Linked DNA regions of Homo sapiens: region 2 is linked to region 1. Evidence: read pairs that join two places in POLR2A ChIA-PET (ENCODE). Cell type or tissue: GM12878. All regions are shown on one strand. Each heading gives the region's core, and the rest is flanking DNA. Links, peaks and the distances in the headings are about the cores only. Region 1 overlaps LRRFIP2 (LRR binding FLII interacting protein 2). Region 2 overlaps GOLGA4 (golgin A4).

Evidence for each region. ChIA-PET counts read pairs that join two places held together with the same protein. Peaks named below come from ENCODE experiments on the same cell type or tissue, not always from the same donor. Only the 100,000 strongest peaks of a DNase experiment are listed, where the experiment ranks them.
Region 2: POLR2A ChIA-PET joins it to region 1 with 7 read pairs; 2 of 35 experiments call an interaction of 5 or more read pairs at or near these places.

Annotation. Positions count from the first base shown.
Region 1 is chr3:37,138,255-37,145,241 of GRCh38, forward strand. The region is part of intron 2 of LRRFIP2 (LRR binding FLII interacting protein 2); the gene reads right to left. It also overlaps the pseudogene RNU6-1301P and the pseudogene UBE2FP1. Among named protein-coding and RNA genes, the nearest start is that of LRRFIP2, 33 kb to the right of the region's middle. In GM12878, for the core only: no CTCF peak of the experiment used is centred there; no DNase peak of the experiment used is centred there; H3K27ac peaks cover 474 bases.
Region 2 is chr3:37,311,335-37,318,321 of GRCh38, forward strand. It overlaps GOLGA4 (golgin A4), which reads left to right. Exons shown (of 24, transcript NM_002078.5): 11 at 4,086-4,264. Among named protein-coding and RNA genes, the nearest start is that of APRG1, 66 kb to the right of the region's middle. In GM12878, for the core only: no CTCF peak of the experiment used is centred there; no DNase peak of the experiment used is centred there.

The sequences.
Region 1 (6,987 bases), core at 591-5,590:
AGGGGAACAGGCTAAAATAAACTTGTTGTGGCTCATGGTGGCATTCCAAATCAGAGACTCATGTGAGGCCAATCAATCGTATTCTAAATTTTCCATCCATCCAATGGGTCTACAAGTAGGAGGAACCTATTCAATGGGCTAGGCAGTGCTGTTTCCCTAAAATAAAATCCATAAATTGAATTTCACTTGAGACTGCTATCTGAGAGGAGGAAAAGGGTATGTATATTTAAGTACTGTATCTAATGAACCACAAATAAGTGTATTTCTTCAGGATGTAGGTACTTTAAGTATATAGTAGTTCCCCCTTATCCAAGTAAGTTCCAAGTCCCCCCGGAGATGCCTGAAACTGCAGATAGTACCAAACCCTATCCCACTGTCATCAATCAGAACATGTTTCTGTTCATGTCTTCCACTCAGAAATCTAGTCTTTTCCATCATAATATACTTATCACACACACTGGCTATAACTTCTGTGGTTTGAGATGCAGTAGGAAAACTAACACAGATTTTTCTTTTCTTTCTTCACAATTTCATGAATAGAAGATGTGTTCATACCACAGATCTTAGCAACCTCAGCACACAATTTTTTTCCTTACTAAGTTGAGAACTTTCACCTTTTCACTTAAAGAAAGAATTTTATGGCTTCTCTTTGGCATATCCAAACTGCCAGAGTCACTCTTGCTCTTTGGGGTCATTATTAAATAAACTAAAGGTTACTCAAACACAAACAATGTGATACCATGACAGTCAACCTGATAACAGAGCCGGCTCCTGTGAGACTATCTAGCAGGTAGCATACACTGTGTGGATACACTAGACAAAGGGATGATTTATGTCCTGTGCAGGATGATGTGAGATTTAATCATGCTACTCAGAACACTGCACGATTTAAACAAAAATAAACAAACTGTTTATTTCTGAAATTTTCCATTTAATATTTTCAAACTGTGGTCAAACATAAGTAACTGAAACCTCAGAAAGCAAAATCACATGAAGGAGAGGCTCTGCACAATGAACCATACAAGGTTTTTAAAAACAAAATGGGTACCAATCAATGTGTAGCCTATTTAAAAAACAACAACAAAACAGGAAGGTATTTCCAAGATATATAATGTAAATGATCTGAATTATCAATGGAAAAAGTTTCTCTGCAAGACCTTATCAGTTCAGCACTTCTTTCATTATTCCAGTTCTGACACTTTTAGTATTTCCCCTCCTGTGCCAATGTTTTCATGACAGAAGGCATTTTAAGGTCTGAAGAAGGCATTCGCTTCACACCCTCCAAAGCCACTAACAGACTTCCCAGTCTTCCCTTCTTTCTTACTTTCCCTGTGGTTCTACTGAAGAGCTGCCTCTTCTGTTGTTGAAAGTCAAACCCTCCCAAGCCCCGTCACACACACTCACACACATACACACCCTCCATTTTATGATGTCCTCCCCAGGACTTTGTCCCAACTATCTGATCTCTCTTCTGGGTCTTTGCTCTCTACTTCTATTGGTTCACTCTCTTCATCATAACTAGGTTCAAAGTCTCTCTGATCTTTAAAAGGCAAGCAAAAAATCTCACCCTGGTCCAATTCTACCCTATCTTCTCTTTACAGCTAAGCTTTCTCACACCTCCCTCTTCACTTCTCACTCTCTTCAAATGACTGCAATCTGGCTTCTGCTCATATCACCTTATTGAAATTGTTCATCACAAAAGTCACTAATGACCTCTAACTACCAAACCCAATAGAATTTTTCTATTCTTATCTCATCTGTCTTTTCTGGACTTTCAATATCACTAAACACATATTCTTTCTTAAAACTCTCATCTCTTAGCTTTCTCCAATACTAGTGTCTCCTGGTTTTCCTCTTTATTCTCTCATCTCTCTCCTTCAGCATCCTTCATAAGCACATTTTTCCCTGCTAGCATCTTAAATGTTAATATAACCAAAGTTTTCAAGCTTCACCTCTTGCTCTTTTCATTCTATATTCTCTCCTGGGCCATACTGTTAGTCTGTAAATCTCTATGCCCAAGCTAGAATTTTCTCCCACAATCCTGATCCAACTTGCTATTAAAAATTGAAGCTGTGCTCGCTATGGCAGCACATATACTAAAATTGGAAAGATACAGAGATTAGCATGGCCTCTGTGCAAGGATGATATACAAATTTGTGAAGCATCTTTATTTATTTATTCATTCATGTATTTATTTATTGAGGCCGGACACAGTGGCTCATGCCTGTAGTCCTAGCACTTTGAGAGGCAGGCAGATGACTTGAGCTCAGGAGTTCAAGGCCAGCCTGGGCAACATGGGAAAACCCCGTCTCTACTAAAAACAAAAATTAGCCGGGCGTGGTAGCGCAAGATCATGCCACAGTGCTCTAATCTGGGAGACAGAATGAGATTCTGTCTCCAAAAAAAAAAAAAAACTGAGGCTCTCCCACTAGAACTCAGACTTAATACAACCTTAATTTAATTTATAATCATTCCCTTAATCTTCCTCTTCTTTTTTATATTCCCCATCAACTACCCCATTACCCAAAATATGAAACAAAGACTCATCATAAGGGTCCTTCCTCTTTTCTATCCTCCCTCCATATTCAGTTGCTAAGTCTCAACTACTTTGCTCCCATCAAGATTCTCTTTACTATTTCTTCTATCCAGACCTTCCTCTTTATTCCTATTGTCATTGTCTTATTTTAGGTTCTCATCATCTTTCACTAAGATAACTACAACAGCTTCGTGACCAGCCTAGGCAACAAAGCAAACCCCCATCTCTACAAAAAATACAAAAATTAGCTGGGTGTCGTGGTACATGCCTGTAGTCCCAAAACCCAAGAAGCAGAGGTTGCAGTGAGCTAAGATTGCACCACTGCACTATAGCCTGGGCAACAGAGCAAGACCCTGTTTCAAAAAATAAATGGAAAACTATAACAGCTTCCTGTTTTCTGCCTTCTACCTTCTACCACTCACTCTCCACTGGGTGGCTAAAGCAATTATACTGTAATTCAAATCTGAAAAAGGATTTACCCTTTAATGGCTCCCCACAGCTTTGAAAATCAAATGTAAATTCCTCAGCACACAAATCCTTTCATGATTGGTCCCTATTTCCTCCCTAACATCACCTCCTCCCATTCCCTAGCCCCTCTCCAGCTATACTGAACTACTTACTATTCTGGCAGTTTCCCACCATAGTGCTAGCTGTTTTACACCCCGGTGTCTATAGAGCTCTTAGAAGGCAATATACAAAAACCCATTAAACAAGGCTGTTTATGGTGATACATATTAAACCTTTTTTTTGAAACCAAACATTTATTTCGCATTTGATTTCATTGGTTCAAATGTTTAAAAGCTGGAGTAAATCCACCTGTCTTTCTTCTGGGCTCTTCCTCCAATGTGTGTTAATCTGGCCAAGTATGGCATATGCTGTTGCTGAATCCTGGTCCTCTAAGGCCTAAGAGGCTCATCCCCAGGCAGGGCCCGGAGTCAAAGCAAATGCAGAAGGCGGCCACAGGTACAGTCTCAGTAGCATCAGACATTGTTTGGGCTGATTCCTGAGTATCTATCCTGTCCCTCAGGACAGCCAGGGTTTGGCACTCTAAGTAGCTACTGGCTCACGATCATAAGATCACTGCAAGAACACCAACCCCAGCAGGTCCCAGCTCCAGCCAGTTTCCTCTGGGCAGCATGTGAGAATGGGCTTCCTGCCTTTTTGTTTGTTTGTTTTTATTTTTATCATCCAGATCTAGTTTCAAAGAGCTCCAAAATGTCCTTGCCACATGTGGACCTGAGAGCAAGAGATGACTTTTCAGAGCCATATTCTTGTTGCATTTGGACAAAATGAATAATGCCTTTCATAGTTTCTTTGTATTTCTCTTCAATAGGTGGTTGACCCAACATTTTTCCTACTTTTTTTTTTTTTTTTTTTTGAGACAGGGTCTCACTCTGTTGCCCAGGGCATGATCCCAGCTCATCACAGCCTCAACCTCCCTGGGCTCAGGCAATCCTCCCACCTCAGCCTCCTGAGTAGCTGGAACTACAAGCACGTGTCACCATGCCTGGCTAATTTTTGTATTTTTTGTAGAGACAGGGTTTCACCATGTTGCCCCAGCCAGCTGGTCTCAACTCCGGGGCTCACACAATCCGCCCACCTCGGCCTCTGGTCCCAAAGTGCTAGAATTACAAGCGTGAGCTACCATGCTCGGCCAACCCAACGTCTTTGCCCTATACAATGAAAATACAAAATACAAAATGAGAACACAAAAAATAAAGCATTACATTGTAAAAATTTAATTTAATTGGTCCAAAATATACTTAAATAAAATATGCATTTCAATAAAAATGTCTACAGTGAAAGACTTTATGCATTCTGGGAAACTTCATAACATGTAGATAGGGCCAACATTCACAGAGGATAAGGGCATTTGTATCCAATCACAATTTGTAGCAGGTTTCTTATTCCAATCTGCAAGTTACACTGAACACATCATGAGCATCACTTCGGGAGAAAACCAATTTTGTTGGGGAAAAGAATAAGAAAGCTCCAGCCTCAATTTTGAGTTCATTACAACTTCTCAAGAGTATCACCAACAGCCTAAACAGTACGAGTTCAAAAAAGTAAACATGTTAAGGTGATATAGTTTAGATGTCTCTTCCAAATATCATGTTGAGATGTAATCCCCAGTGTTGGAGGTGAGGCCTGGTGGGAGGTATTTGGGTCATCGGGGTGGATCCCTCACGACGTGGTGCTTTCAACACAACAGTAAGTTCTCGTGAGATCTGGCTGTCCCCCTTGCGCTCTCGTTTCCACTCTCGCCATATGATGTGCCTGCTCCTGCTTCACCTTCCACCATGAGTAAAAGCTCCCTGAGGCCTCCCCAGAAGCCAAGTAGATGCCAGTGCCATGCTTCTACAGCCTGCCAAACCATAAGCCAATTAAACCTCTTTTCTTTATAAATCACCCAGTCTTGGGCATTTATAGCAATGCAAGAACAGCCTAAAACATAAGACAAGCAGATAACTCTTTAGAAACCTAAATACGTTTTCTTGCTGTCTTTATGTTGAATTCTCCATCTACAACGGGCAGTCATGAAGATGGTCTTCGTCAGGACAACATGGTCACAGGACTGGGACAATCCAGGGGAATGAGAGGGAGAGTCAGGGGACAGGGGAGAGAAGGCAATGCCTCTTGCTGCTTTTTCACATTAGAGACAAACTGTAACACACAGTCCATGGGCCTGCAATCTTCTCCTTTTATCATCTGGCATTAACACTTGATGTAGTCATCGACTTTATTCAAGAAGTCCTCCTTGTCCTACAAATGATGTTCTGCAGCTTCAACATTCAGTGGATCGTCAAAATTCAGAAGATTAGTAAACAAATAATTTAATCTCCAAATAACATCCTTTAATGATCTCGTGGGAGCCCAGCCAGTGCTGTCAATCGAATGTCCTCAGTAAACTTTAGACATATTTCCCCTATCTCTGATGTTAGGGTACCAGATCCTGGTCAGGCATTTCACTTTGGAAGGCACCACATTGTATGCATCAGGAAGTCCAGTTTCGAGCTGAAATTTTCCACCCTAGTAGTAACCCTCGTCTGGGGTTACAGTCAGCAGAAAGCAATGAAGCTTTTTAGATCAGGAAATACTCTTGACATGTACAAGGTAAATAAGCTCAAGCTCTGCAACCTCTTTAACAATCAACTTGTCTCTCACAGAACCCTCTGACTGGGGCCGGATGCTATGGCTGACGTCCCAGACCCTTCGAGACTGTCATCGCACTTCAGTTTGCTTACAGGTGTCAGCGCTACTCCTGCCTTTACCCTGGGCACCCCAAGACAGGTGAGGCAGGCCTGGCGCCCAACACCATGCCTGGCCTGGGCAGTGGTGGTGAGACACGGCCCCTCATAGCTACATCGACTCCAGGTGGCAGGTTCAGAAGTTATTAGAACTTTTAATACATGAACAAGAAGGACACATTTTTATTTTATCACACTGATTCCTTAATAGGAGGAAGGAGAGGGATAGGCCTGGGGAATGAAACAAAGGACCTTAAACTTGGTTTATATCTCTTTCTCCCTTCCTTTCTTCCTAACATTTTAAAGAAAAGATCTGAAACAACTGTGACAACATGTTAACATTTGTTAATGCTGGGTGTTGGACTCATGGATACTTATATTATTGCCAAAATCTTTCTGTATTTAATGTTTTTCAAAAACAAGCCAGGCATGGTAGTGGTGCCTGTAATCCCAGCTACTCGGGAGGCAAGGTGGGAGAATCACTTGAGCCTTGGAGTTCGAGTCCAGCTTGGGCAACCTAGCAAGACCTCATCTCAAAAACAAAACAAAACAAAATACTACAGTAGTACACGAAAACACACTCAAATGACTTTAAAAGAAGAAAATCCTCTAGCTTTAAAACTTTAGTATCACAGTGTTGATGGTGCTAAAACTGCTATTTTAAAGGAGGCAAATTTACAATTCATAATTTGACAGAAATGCACTGAACTGAGCCAATGAGGTCTGGAATTGCCAGCCACACATATGTTCCATAACATAAAACCTATGCAACTGGCATGGACAAAAGAGAGATAATGTACAATTTGGGCCTTTACAGACTATGCTTTAATTTCAAGAAATTTGAAATACAAAATTTGAGAAAGTAAAACATTCAAAGAAAATGACTAACTCAGGTAGCAAAGACTCAGAGTTCACTGTGTTTAATTTTGTTTACTCTTCCATGACACTCATGCCAAAAAAACACTGAAAGACAAATTAAGAGACATAATATTTACTGTGTTGCCATGGTTTCCAAATTAACAAAAATTACTGCTCTATTTCCTAGCAACTTCCCTTTAGTACAAAAATTTTTAATTAAATCTTACAATATGATTATGTTTAACCACTTTAAGTTTTTGGTAGTTGAGGACAAATATTTAAATTTTTCTGAGCATAAACACCAACATGTAGTAGATAAACTCTAGGAATTTTAACTCATCTTTT
Region 2 (6,987 bases), core at 703-5,702, 170 kb after region 1:
ATGGGGAGGCAGAAAGCAGTGAGTTTTGTGTCAGAAAGAAGTATAACATACTGCATTTTGTTGAGAGTTAAAAGCCATTAGTAATTGATTGGCTCAGAAATTCTGCTTTAGTAAGAAACATTATTGCCCAATGGAGCTCGATCCATTTCAGCATTCTTAGTTTTTAAAAATATGGCAAGGTATGGATCGTTGCTTAAAGCCAATTTTAAAGTTCTATCATCAGGCTTATATATTCAAGTTGATTTAACATCTGAAGGAAAATTTGGATGCTTCAGTTACCATATGTCAATGAAAGATTTCAATGGTTTCTTTCTAGGTGTGAAATTATTTGGTTCCCTGACATGGTACTGGAAAGTGGGAGAGAGGGTTAAATTTAGATGAAAAGAACTGTGAAACCAAATCCATCCTACTTTCATTGTTGTATGATGGATAATAAATTGACTTGGACAAACTTTTAGTGGATTAAACACTAAAATTCGACTGTATATAGAAGAATATCCTGAAATTTACTGACTAGATTAGAAAACTTAATTAGCAGAAAATTATATCTAAACAGGAACTTGTGGCATGGATTTTTTGTTGTTTGAAAAGGTGAGAACATTACATTTATTTTTTTATACTGTGCTGGATTCTGGAATTTAAAAAATGAAAACAGAAAATTCACTAGTATTGACTACATAGTTTTGTTTTATTTTACTTAATTGACAAAAGGTTTTCATTTAAACTCTTATTTTGCTGAAAGGGTATCAAAACTGTCTTCAGTTTCTCCAGAGCCTGATTGAAGATATTTCTGTGAATTACTCAGAAATGCTGAGATGCAATTTTATATGCTGGATAATAATGAAAAGGGGCTGATGACACCTAAGCATTAAAAGACATTGTCATAACCTTTTTTCATTCCTCCAGCGTTTAAACCTTCAACACAAACTAATTAGGCAGTAAGCACTTTGTTTCAGAATCTTTCCCATAATTAGTCACTTTACTTGACTGATTTTTTTAAGTGAGGGAACTAATTTCTTGTTAGTAGTAAGCGTTCATTATTTCCGTATTTTCTGTATGCTTAACGTTAGAATTTATAGTAAAAGAATATGTAAAACAAAGATACCATTTTTGTTTCCAACATATTTGTATCTAAGGATTATCATCTTGGGGTTTGCAGGCAAATGCCAGTAAAGTTAGAATAGGAATCTTTTTTTTTTTTTTTTGAGAGACAGGGTCTCACTTGTCACCTAGGCTGGAGTGCAGTGGCACAATCACTGCTCACTGAAGCCTTGACCTCCCAGACTTAAGTGATCCTCCCACCTCAGCTGCTCAGAGTAGCTCAGACTACAGGTACAAGCCACGGCTCCTGGCTAATTTTTAATTTTTTTGTAGAGATGGGATTTCACTGTGTTGCCTAGGCTGGTCTTGAACTCCTAGGCTCAGGCAATCCTCCCACCTTGGCCTCCCGAAGTGCTAGAATTATAGGCATGAGCCCCCCACTGCATCTGGCAATAGGAATCTTTATAAATGATTTCAGCTAATTAATATTCCTTTGAAATTTAGACCTTATTTGAGTATCAGTTTTATACTTTGGACATATAAAATAAATTGGATAGATTTGCTTTTCATATAAAAGATAATCACTTTGGGAGGCCAGCGCGACGGATCACGAGGTCAGGAGTTTGAGACCAGCTTGGCCAATATGGTGAAACCCTGTCTCTACTAAAAATACAGAAATTAGCCCGGTCTGGTGGCGGGCACCTGTAGTCCCAGCTACTCTGGAGGCCGAGGCAGGATAATCGCTTGAACCTGGGAGGCGGAGGTTGCAGGGAGGGGAGATCGCGCCACTGCACTCTAGCTTGGGTGACAGAATGAGACTCCATCTCAAAAGAAAAAAAAAGATATATGGTTGCCAGATAAATTATTTTTTAAACTATTGAGCAAACTAAGTTGCATTTCTCTGTTGTTACCAGAATTCACCCTTCTCTTGGCAATTTGCCTTTAATAAAATGCTTTAGAATAGATGTTTGTCTTCAAGTTTGCAATTCCTGTGCCCAAACCACTGTGTTAAACCAAATTGTTAATGAAAGACCTTTTTTTCTGAGCTGCCATAGGTTGAAGTTCCCACATTTCTTATACCACTGGAAGTGAAAATATTATATATGTCGGTGAACAACTGTCTCCCTGGGACATACGTTTCTTGGTAGGATTACACACCCATCTTGAAAACTGAGTTTTGTTTATAGTCTATCTCAATGGTAGAGGGAAGGCTGGAGACTTCTGTGAGGACTAAAGGAAACAATCTAGGATGACAGTAGCAGTAGGATTTTCCTAGGGTATCATTATGCAAATAATGCATGTGTGTGTGTGCATGCATACATACATATACAACCCACATATATGTACACATATACACAGGCATATACAGATCCTCCTTGACTTATGATGGGGTTAGAATTTGATAAATTCATTGTAAGTTGAAAATACCAATATCAACTTGTGAAGGGCTTATCCAGACATAACTTTATTATTAAGTGGAGGAGTGTACTGAATGAGTATTGCTTTTGCACCATTGTGAAGTTGACAAATCTAAGACCATCATAAGTCAGGGACCATCTGTATACACAAATACACGTAAACACACATGTATTTTTTTTTTTTTTTTGAGACAAAAGTCTTGCTCTGTCGGCCAGGCTGGAGTGCAGTGGCACCATCTTAAGAAGCTTGCTGCAGCCTCTGTCTCCCAGACTCAAGTGATTCTACTGCCTCAGACTTCCAAGTAGCTGGGATTACAGGCATGTGCTACCACACCAGGCTAATTTTTAGTAGAGATGGGGTTTCACCATGTTGGCCAGGCTGGTCTTGAACTCCTGACCTCAGGTAATTCACCTACCTCAGCCTCCAAAAGTGCTGGGATTACAGGTATGAGCCAATGTGCTGGGTCACATGTATGTATTTTTGGTGCCAAGTTACACACCTGTTGCACCCGTCCTATCTGATTTTGTTTGATAATGTTGAGCTGTTTGGCTTCCTTAAAGACCTGGCCAGATGCAGTGTCTCATGCCTGTAATTCCAGAACTTTGGGAGGACAAGGTGGGTGGATCACTTGAGGTCAGGAGTTTGAGACCAGCCTGAACAATATGGTGAAACCCAATCTCTACTAAAAATACAAAAATTAGCCAGGCATGGTGGTGCATGCCTGTGGTCCCAGCTACTTGGGAGGCTGAGGCAGGAGTATTGCTTGAACCCGCGAGGCAGAGGTTGCAGTGAGCTGAGATCGCACCACTGCACTCCATCCTGGGTGACGGAGCAAGACTCCGTCTCAAACACACACACACACACACACACACACACACACACACACACGAAAAAAACCTTACTACTCTAGCCAAGATGATTATTTTTGCAGAGCCTGAATTCTTCCTTATCTTACCCAAAAACTCCCTGCTGTGGTAGTGCCTTTCTGTAATACTGTTGAATCAGGTAAAGATTTCTTTCTGGTCACCTGGAAACAACTCTGGTTTGAAACTTATACAAATAGTAAGTTTCATTTCAAAATATTCAGCCAGTAAATGTTTAAAAAAGAAACAAAAATCTCTGCTCTTTTATTATATAGTTAAGAAGTTTTTAAAAATAAAATATGCCTAAGAATAGTTTTTCCATTCTTAAAAGTGTCATAGTGAGTATATAATAGTGTTACATAATTATTGATGATAAGAACTTTAGAGCAAACGAAAAACAATTGAAATTATACAGTACAGAAATAGGGACATATCTTCATTTCTTTAAATGTACTATCCATAAGGAAACTGGTAGAGAATGGAGAGCCTTCAGTAATTTATTTTTTCCAAACTTCTAAGCTTAGGCTCATATAAACAAGTCTTAATATCCTAATCCAGAACTCAGTGACAAGTTGGTTTTGGTGACCGAACGTTTCTTGTGGCTTTGTTCAACAACTCCAGTATCTCTTGGCTTAGAACAGTGATGAGTTTTTTAACCTATCCTGCTACTGCTGCTCTTAGTTCTCAAAAATTGAATGTAAAACACTTTAGCTCAATGATAATATTTCTTGAGATACTTGTTTTCTGTTGTTTTCATTATAGCTTTTGAGGAACTTGAAAAAGCTTTGAGTACAGCCCAAAAAACAGAGGAAGCACGGAGAAAACTGAAGGCAGAAATGGATGAACAAATAAAAACTATCGAAAAAACAAGTGAGGAGGAACGCATCAGTCTTCAACAGGAATTAAGTCGGGTGAAACAGGAGGTTGTTGATGTAATGAAAGTAAGAATAATTCTGTAATGAAATGGGCTACAACAAATTTGAAATTTAAGTGTATTTTTCCTTACACTCTTTGACTGTAAAGAAGAGTTTGTTTGTATTTTAGACATTGACTGTTTTCTGATATTCAGGTTGTAAAATTTTTGATAGATAAATGCATTTAATACTTAGGTAATTCTTTGGAACCTTTTAAGCTTTGCTTTCTCTCCAGTGGACTATGTTATAAACTGAGATGTGCCTTAACTGTTCTGTGGCTCCCCGACTCTTAGGCACCTTGAAGATAGGCTACTTAGCTGCTTCAGTAGTATATCCTCCAGAGAACTTGGCCAAGAAGGTACTTGCCTAATGTGTGTTGAGGGAATGAGGGAGTAAGTGACTGAGGGGCTAGATTGTTTAAATGTTTTAAAGGATCATTGTTACTTAATGTTCTGATTACTCTTAATATAGATAGACCTCACTTTAAAAGTTAGCTTTTTGGAAAGATCTCTTAGAAATTAATGAATTTTTAAAATCCCATAGATTTTCAATTTTTCAGAAATATGAACATGTCATCATCATGGCCCCTCCCTGCTCCCAGCTTCCTTCCTCACCCATTTTTTTCTGCTTTTTTTTTTTTTTGCTTGTTTTTCCTCCTGTCATGTTTGCCTTTCTTGCCACTTTGCTCATTTTATCCTATTTCTTTACTGACTCCCCATTTATATTCTTGATATTTGATTATGGCCACTAAAATGGCTTAAGATAAATTATAGATCTGAATAGATGAGGCTTGGATTTCAGAGTTTCAATATGCATTTCTATAACTCATGGTAAGGTTTCTGTGCTTTTACTTATGAGTGCATAACAGGCATTGAGGGGGGCAAATTATATTTCTTTCATTTTCTTCTTCCTGCTGAACTATAGGTAATTTGCAAAGCAGAAATTATTTGTGGCCAATTATTGGATATATAAGACCTTAACTATAACTGCCTGACTATATTTTAAGTTTTAAAATAGTCATATGATGTGATAAGTAATGTTATCATGGACTCCAACAACTTAAAAATAATGTATTATTTTGAAAGGTGATAATATAGACATATGGTATAAAAATCAGAAGATATGAAGTATGTAGTGAAAAGATTCCCATTTTCCCAAAGAAAAGTGGTATTTTCCTTTTTGAGTATATTTCCCAGAGATAGCCTGTGTATATAATTTCTCTTCTCTGATTTTTTTTTCTTTTCCTTATAGATGGATTTATTAGGCTTTCCTTTAAATGGTATCTGAATTTTTTTTTTTTAACTTAAAAACCACATGGACAATCCTGACATCGTTTTTAAAAATTCAGTTTTTTCTTTTTTTAAACACAAAAGACAGCATGTTATATAGAATGTTCTATATTTTGCTTTTCCACTTAATAATCTTTCTAGGAGATTGTTCCTTAGCCATTGGTAGTTGATAATTCATAGTGATACCCCATTTATTTTAAAGGCTGCTCAAGATTCTATTGTATGAATGTCCTGTAATTTAATCAGTTTCCTATTGATAGATATTTAGATTGTTTTCAGTTTTTGCTATTGCAAGTTATGAATTTTTTTTCTTTTTCTTTCTTTTTTTGAGACAGAGTCTTGCTCTGTCACCAGGCTGGAGTGCAATCTTGTGATCTCGGTTCACTGCATCCTCCGCCCCCCACGTTCAAGCAATTCTCCTGCCTCAGCCTCCTGAGTAGCTGGGATTACAGGCGTGTGCCATCACGCCTGGCTAGTTTTTGTATTTTTAGTAGAGATGGGGTTTCTCCATGTTGGCCAGGCTGGTCTTGAACTCCTGATCTCAGGTGATCCACCTGCCTTGGCCTCCCAAATTGTTGGGATTACAGGCGTGAGCCACTGTGCCTGGCCTGTGAATATTCTTATCCATACTTGTTCACATTTGTATTTATTTAGGGTAGATGCCTAGAAGTGGAATATTAACTCAAGCAAAGATTACATGTATTTTTAATTGTTGCCTAGTTGCTGTGAGGTCTGTGGAAGACAATTTATACCCTGACAAGCAATGTATTAGAATATATTTCCCCCCAATAAAGATGGCATTATCTAACTTTATCTTTCCAAGTTTATGTTAAAAAAATTAATATATATAACTCTTAGCAGTATGATAAATATTTTTTTCTATTTATTTGGCGAAATCCTTGACTCACTTTTCTATTGGGCTGTTGGTCTTTTATGGATTTGTAGAAGCTCTTTGTTTATAGTGAGAATTAGGCCTTTGCACATACGTCCTTTTAGCCAAATAATTTTCTCAGTTTGTTATTTGTTGACTTTATTTACAACTTGTTTTCGTAGAAAATTTTTTTTTTCCTTGTAGTTGAATTTATAAGGCTTTTCTTTAAATGCTATGTGGATTTTTTTTTTTAATTTAAAAACACATGTTCGGTCCTGAGATCAGTTTTTAAAAATTTGATTTTTTCTTCTGGCACTTTTATGGTTTCATTTTTTTTTTACTGTTAACATCTTTGATCCAACTGAAACTTATTTAGTGTAAGGAGTGAGGTAAGGATTCAACTTAAATTTTTCCCAGATGGCTACCAAATGGTCTCCAAATCATTTATTTAGTAATCCACATTTCTCCTTCTGATATGCCATATTATCTTTTTTTTGTAGAGACGGGGTCTGCCTGTTTTGTCCAGGCCAGTCTTGAACTCCTGGGCTCAAGCAATCCTCCTGCCTTGGCCTCCCAAAGTGCTGGGATTA